Regions from separate parts of the Homo sapiens genome. Here region 2 is linked to region 1. Evidence: chromatin loops called from intact Hi-C (ENCODE). Cell type or tissue: heart right ventricle. All regions are shown on one strand. Links, peaks and the distances in the headings refer to the core of each region. The heading gives the core; the rest is flanking DNA. Region 1 has its middle 39 kb from the start of LINC01742. Region 2 has its middle 61 kb from the start of LINC01742.

What was found. Hi-C counts contacts between places; a loop is a spot of excess contacts. Peaks named below come from ENCODE experiments on the same cell type or tissue, not always from the same donor. Only the 100,000 strongest peaks of a DNase experiment are listed, where the experiment ranks them.
Region 2: it touches region 1 in a loop (1.8-fold over the local background); 1 of 110 quality-filtered maps calls a loop at or near these places.

The regions. Positions count from the first base shown.
Region 1 is chr20:57,963,197-57,966,107 of GRCh38, forward strand. No RefSeq gene overlaps it. Among named protein-coding and RNA genes, the nearest start is that of LINC01742, 39 kb to the right of the region's middle. In heart right ventricle, for the core only: no CTCF peak of the experiment used is centred there; a DNase peak (open chromatin) is centred at 1,188; H3K27ac peaks cover 2,169 bases; H3K27me3 peaks cover 532 bases.
Region 2 is chr20:58,063,282-58,066,192 of GRCh38, forward strand. No RefSeq gene overlaps it. Among named protein-coding and RNA genes, the nearest start is that of LINC01742, 61 kb to the left of the region's middle. In heart right ventricle, for the core only: no CTCF peak of the experiment used is centred there; no DNase peak of the experiment used is centred there.

The DNA of each region.
Region 1 (2,911 bases), core at 207-2,706:
GAGTTACCTGCTGCAACATGGACAAACCTTGAGGACATTAGGCTAAGCAAAATAAGCCACTCATGAAAGGACAGACGGGATAATTCTGCTTGGAGGAGGCACCTAAAGTGGCCGGAGTCACAGAGACGGGAAGTAGAATGGAGGTTGCCAAGGGCTTGGGGGAGGGGGAACGGGGAGGTATTCAAGCCAGGCCAAATTTCAATTCGTGGTGATGAAAACGTTCTACTAGGCCAGGAACAGTGGCTCACGCCTATAATCCCAGCACTGCGGGAAGCCGAGGAGGGCAAAACACCTAAAGGTCAGGAGTTTGAGACCAGCCTGGCCAACATGGTGAAACGCCATCTCTACTAAAAATACAAAAATTAGCCAGGCGTAGTGGTGGGCACCTGTAATCCCAGCTACTAGGGAGGCTGAGGCAGGAGAATTGCTTAAGGCCAGGAGATGGATGGTGCAGTGAGCTGACATGGCACCACTGCACTCCAGCCTGGGTGACAAGAGCAAAAGTCCGTCTCAACAACAACAAAAAACTCTTCTGATGGAAGGCAGTGACAGTTGTACAACAATGTGAATGATGTGAATGTACTTAGTGACCCTAAGCCATATGTAAAATCCTGTGCGTATTTTACCACAATTTTTTAAATAAACCTTCCCCAAATCTACAAACATGACATCTTTGAGATTTGCACAAAGCTTCCATCTACAGTGAGGAAGTTTCACCTCATTGTCTGGAAGCCCCAACCACTAAAAATTGGGGTCCGAGGTTCTCAGTTTCTTGTCACCCCTTCACTGCTCCCCCACCCTTACTAGCCTATTACTGCTCCCACTAACACTGCCCTCCAAGTACTAGGCCCACAGCCACAGCGGCCCGGCGCCGTCCCCACTGCCGCTCTCGAGAACCAGCCATCAACAGCTCCACACAAGCTCTCTTTTCTGTTTTACCAACAGAACTGGGACTGGACGGGTTTAACCCCAGGGCTCTGGCAGTTTCCATTTCTCTGTGTTAAAAAAGCTTTTAGCCTAAACTTAAGCCAAGTATGCCTCCAGGAAATACTTGCTTCTTCCCTGTCCCCCAGGGAACCAGGCCTGGGGCCAGACGAAAGAAGCAAAGAAAAGGGAATTTATGCACTGAAAAAACTGGGGCAAGAAGGACTGCCAGCTGTTCCGGCCACAGCCTGTCCCATCTTTGGGGATGGTGCTGGTCCGGTCACTGTGTAGGAGTGCTAGACTGTCTTGTGCATGGAGAATTGGGAAGAACGTGGACCTGGAGTCAGAGGCCTGGGTGCTGGCTCTGTCTGAACTGGACTGAGAAGGATAAAGGGACACTCGCTGGAAGGATTTGCTGATACAGTCCACACAGAGGCTCTGCCTGTGTGCACACAGATCAGAATACGCACTTAATGAGTGGTTATGCCCACGAAGAAGAAAGGGGAGAAGGAGGAGACAGAGGAGGAGGTGGGGATGGAAATGGTAACAACTCTCTCAGCCAACCCTCAGATGAGTCAAGCTGGCTACTGAGGTCACAGGAGCCCAACCCAAAGTAGCTGAGAAGCAAAAGGGAGTTTACTGGTTCATTTTAAGGCATTTTTCAGAAGTAGGTCTGGCTGCAGGCACAGCTGGATCCAGGAACTCAGGCTCTGTCTTCTGGGGTCTTTCTCCTTCTCGCCTCTACCTACTTGTACTCAGCTTCTGGCTCTCCTCCATCAAAAAGGCTCCTGTCCTTCGGCCCCATGGCGGAGACAGCAGCCCCTGCTATTCTAGGTTTGTGTCCTCCCAGTGGTAGGAACAACACAAAAAGCTTCTTCCTGTCTGTCTCCAAGCACAGCAATTTCAGGGAATACTGTTTCTGGCCCAACCTCTTGACAAGAGGGATGGGGCCATAATGGCTTAGGTCAGGTCACCTGCCATCCCAGGGGGTACAGGGACCGGGCTCTGTGATGACAGTCCCAGAAGAATCATCCTTGTTCTCCAAAGGAAAGGGACGTGGTCCTACATCATGCAAAGGAAGGGGCAGACCCTTCCTTTCCTTTCTCTTCCTTCCACTGCCCCACCCTTGACACCCCACTTCCCAGAGACCATTAAGACCATCAGGTGACCAACTGCCAGGTGGGAAAGGACCTGAATGACTTACCAGCCATTTGTACCTTCAAGTGAATTCATTTCAGGGGGTTGCTCTCATCCCTCTCAGTTAAATGGTGTTCAGATAGTGGAATGAGGGAATGGAGGAGATACTGGAATGTGGCTGAATATTTCATCGAGAAGGGAGGCCAGCTTTGTGTTTTGTTTTCTACACCGTCCCAGTGAGCCTGCTCCAGACCAGGAATGCTCACAAGCACCTCCACCGTTCATCCTGAATGGCTCTGGAGGTCAAGGCTGGGAAAACCGTGGGAAGGTGGTTTGGGGGTCTCCCTTGGTCTACCCCAAGGTTTTCCCGGGGGCAGCCCAACCCAAGCCTCCTGTGAAGCGGAAGCCACTTCCAGCACAACACTTGGAGCGCTTGGAGCACCTTGTGGCCGACATCGAATGTCATTCCTGCCCTACATCTTCGCTGCATTCATCAACCTACATTTTCACTGCATTCATCAATGCCTTAGGTGGTCACAGCACCCGTTCCTCTGGCCACAGTGGTAGGCTCAGGAGTGGGCAATTGGCCTCAGCCAGGCCATTTGGGGCCCTCTCTGAAAATGGCTGTGTTTGCTGTTGTTGGTAAAGTGGCTTTTCCTTTTGGGTGTGGAGCTGTGAGGACACCCGTGGAGGACAGCTGGGGTGCCCCCTGACTGCAGGGCAAGGCAGCCTCTTTGCTAGAAGTGGAACAGAAGCCACTTAGAATCAAGTGAGGAGAGACAGAGAATGATCCAGAAGACACAGCTCAAGTCCCTAGATCCAGCCATGCCTGCAATTAGCACTCTCCCAG
Region 2 (2,911 bases), core at 194-2,693, 100 kb after region 1:
TTGTACTGTATTCAACTTTGTACTGAAAGTTCTAGCTAGTGCAATAAGGCAAGAAAAGTAATAAAAGGCACACAGATAGAAAAGAAAGAAGTAAATTTGTCTTTTTTTCTCAGATTATATGATTGCATAAGTAGAAAATACTAAGGAATCCACCGAAAAAAAGCTAGAAAGAGAGTATCTGGCAATTTCAAAAGATGCAAAGTAAATACAGAAAAATCAATTGCATTTGGACATGCTAGGAGTGGACAATTACAATAGTGGCAAAAATATGAACTACTTAATGGTCAGTTGAATAAAAGATGGGCAGGACCTATCAACTTAAATATACAAAATATTGTAGTAGAAATTAAAGACCTAAATAAATAGAAAAATATAGGTGTTCATGGATTGAAAGACGAGATAATGTTAAGCTTTCAATTCTCCCCAAGTTGATCCGTAGATTCAATGCAATACAATTCTTTTATTTTAAGTGTTTGTTTGTTTGTTTGTTTGTTTGTTTGTTTTTGAAACAGAGTCTCTCCTTCTGTCACGCAGGCTGGAGTACAGTGGCGCAATCTCAGCTCACAGCAAACCCAGTTTTCTGAGTAGCTGGGATTACAGGCGTGCGCCCCCACACCCGACTAATTTTTGTACTTTTAGTAGAAATAGGGTTTCGCTATGTTGGCCAGGCTGGTCTCGAACTCCTGGCCTCAAGTGATCCACCTGCCTTGGCCTCCTAAAGTGCTGGGATTATAGGCGTGAGCCACCGCACCATGCCAATTCAAAAAAATTTTAATCAAAATCCTAGCAGGCTTCTTGTAGAAATGAGCAAGCTAATTCCAAAGTTCATATGGTAATACAAAGGAGCTAGAACAGTCAAAACAACTTTAAAGAAAATGAAGAACAAAGTTGGTGGACTGACACTACCAGATTTCAAAATTTACTAGAAAGCTGCAGTATTCAAGACAGTATGGTATTGGTATAAGATTAGATAAGCAGGTCAATAGAATAAAGTCAAAAAATAAACCTTTAATTATAGAGTCAATTGACTTTTCCCAGTGGTGCCAGGGTCATGTAATGGGACACTTGCACGCCCCTGAGAATGAGCACCTCCTTACATCTAAGCTCCTGGGGGTCTCACTTGTCTCAACCTAGCCCCAGTCCTGCTACTGTGGGATCTTGTAAGTTACGGTGGATGAAAACTCTTACTCTCTTCAGGGTGCATCAGATTGACATCTCACCAAATTGGTTAAACACTCTTGGAAGACTGAGGTGCCATCTCCCACGTCTTGTTCCACAGTTGGGGATCGGTTGACACCAACACTGAATTATTTTATGTCCCCCAAACACACACACATGCAGCCTTTAGGCCTTGCCTCCGTGGCCTCTTCTGAGAAATGGGACCAGTAAAATGGTCCCCTCTTTTCTCAGGCTGCCCAAGAGCCCATTGGCAGTTTTCAATCTCTAGAAAGAGACTCAGCCTCCCCCTGGAAAAGTGCCCAATCCCACAGGCTGGGAAAATGCCTTTGATTCCTCAAGCAGCCTCAAGTAGCAGATGTTGTCATGGCCCCAGTGCTTGGCCCATCTCAGAGGTGCAGCTCCAGGCTGCCACAGGAGACAGTCACTGCCCCCTACAGCATCCTACCCCAAGCACCTGCACTCTCTGCCTGAGTGGAGTGAACTATGCCTCAATGCCATAGCCTCTGGACCCTTCTAGAGAGCAGCCCACATTCTCTTGGACGGACCCCAGAAGGACTGCACTCCAGCTGCCCCCAGCATCGTTATCTCCGTGCGTTGTTTTTCCCTGTCTCTTCCTTCCCGGCTCCTCACCATGCTTCCTGGATCCCATCCCAGATAAACTACTTGTATCTGAAGTTTATCTCAGGTCTGCTAGTGGGGGCACCCAAGCTAAGACACAAGTTTCACTAGCATATTTGGGTATTCCTAGAGAATTGCAACTCATCAAAGCTGAGGGCTGATTTGCTCATTAATATGGGCATCTACTCTAAATTGACACAAGCTGCGAACGTCTCACAGGTTTGTTGAGCTGTAAAGTGGACAGTGTAGCAGCAACCAGGAGAAACCTGAATCCAGATGAAGCGATGTGACCAGGAGAACCACAGTGCCATTGCAGTGGCTGGATTTGATCTTTATGAAGTCATAGTGATCCCTGTTGTGGAACCCAGGTGGGGACATTCAATAAAATCCATCCTCGTGCCACAGTATTCACCCATTTCCTGAAAATGTTCTTTTAAAAGTGAAACAAATGAGCAAAAAGCAACCACCAAAAATATTAGTGATGCTTTACATACTTGCAATTCAAACAGTGGCCCCAGACCAGCCACATTCCCTTCACCTGGGAGCTTGTTAGAATTGTCCCACCCAGACCTGCTGAATCAGACTTTGCTTTTACACAAGATCCAGGTGACTCAGGGGCACATCACAGTTTAGAAAGTGCTGCTCTAAGGGATGTTGGCTTTGCAGAACAGGGCAGTTAATCTACAGGTTCTGGGGTTGAATCCTGGCTCCATCGCTTACTAGCTCTGTGGCTTGCGGCCAGTCCCTTAACCTCTCTGGGCCTCAGTTTCCTCATTGGTTAGGTGCCTACCCCCTAGAGCTGCTATGAGACTTCAATGCAATCATCAATATAAATTGTTTAACACAATACCTGGCATGTACTAAGTGTACACACATTTTAGCTCTTAGCCTGGTCATCCCTGCAGCATGATGAGTAAGCAGTCCTGGTTTTCTGAACAGTACTTGAAAGGTTGTATAATAATAAAATATTTTGGATGTGGAGTGAGTCAAGGGTGAGATTTCTCATCTCAGCTCTATTTAGTGCCAAAAAAGTAACTCCTGCGGCTGAGCCTCTGTTCCCTAGCCAGAAAATGAAAGAGAATCCTTTCCACCTGCAGTTCCCATTCCTGAATGC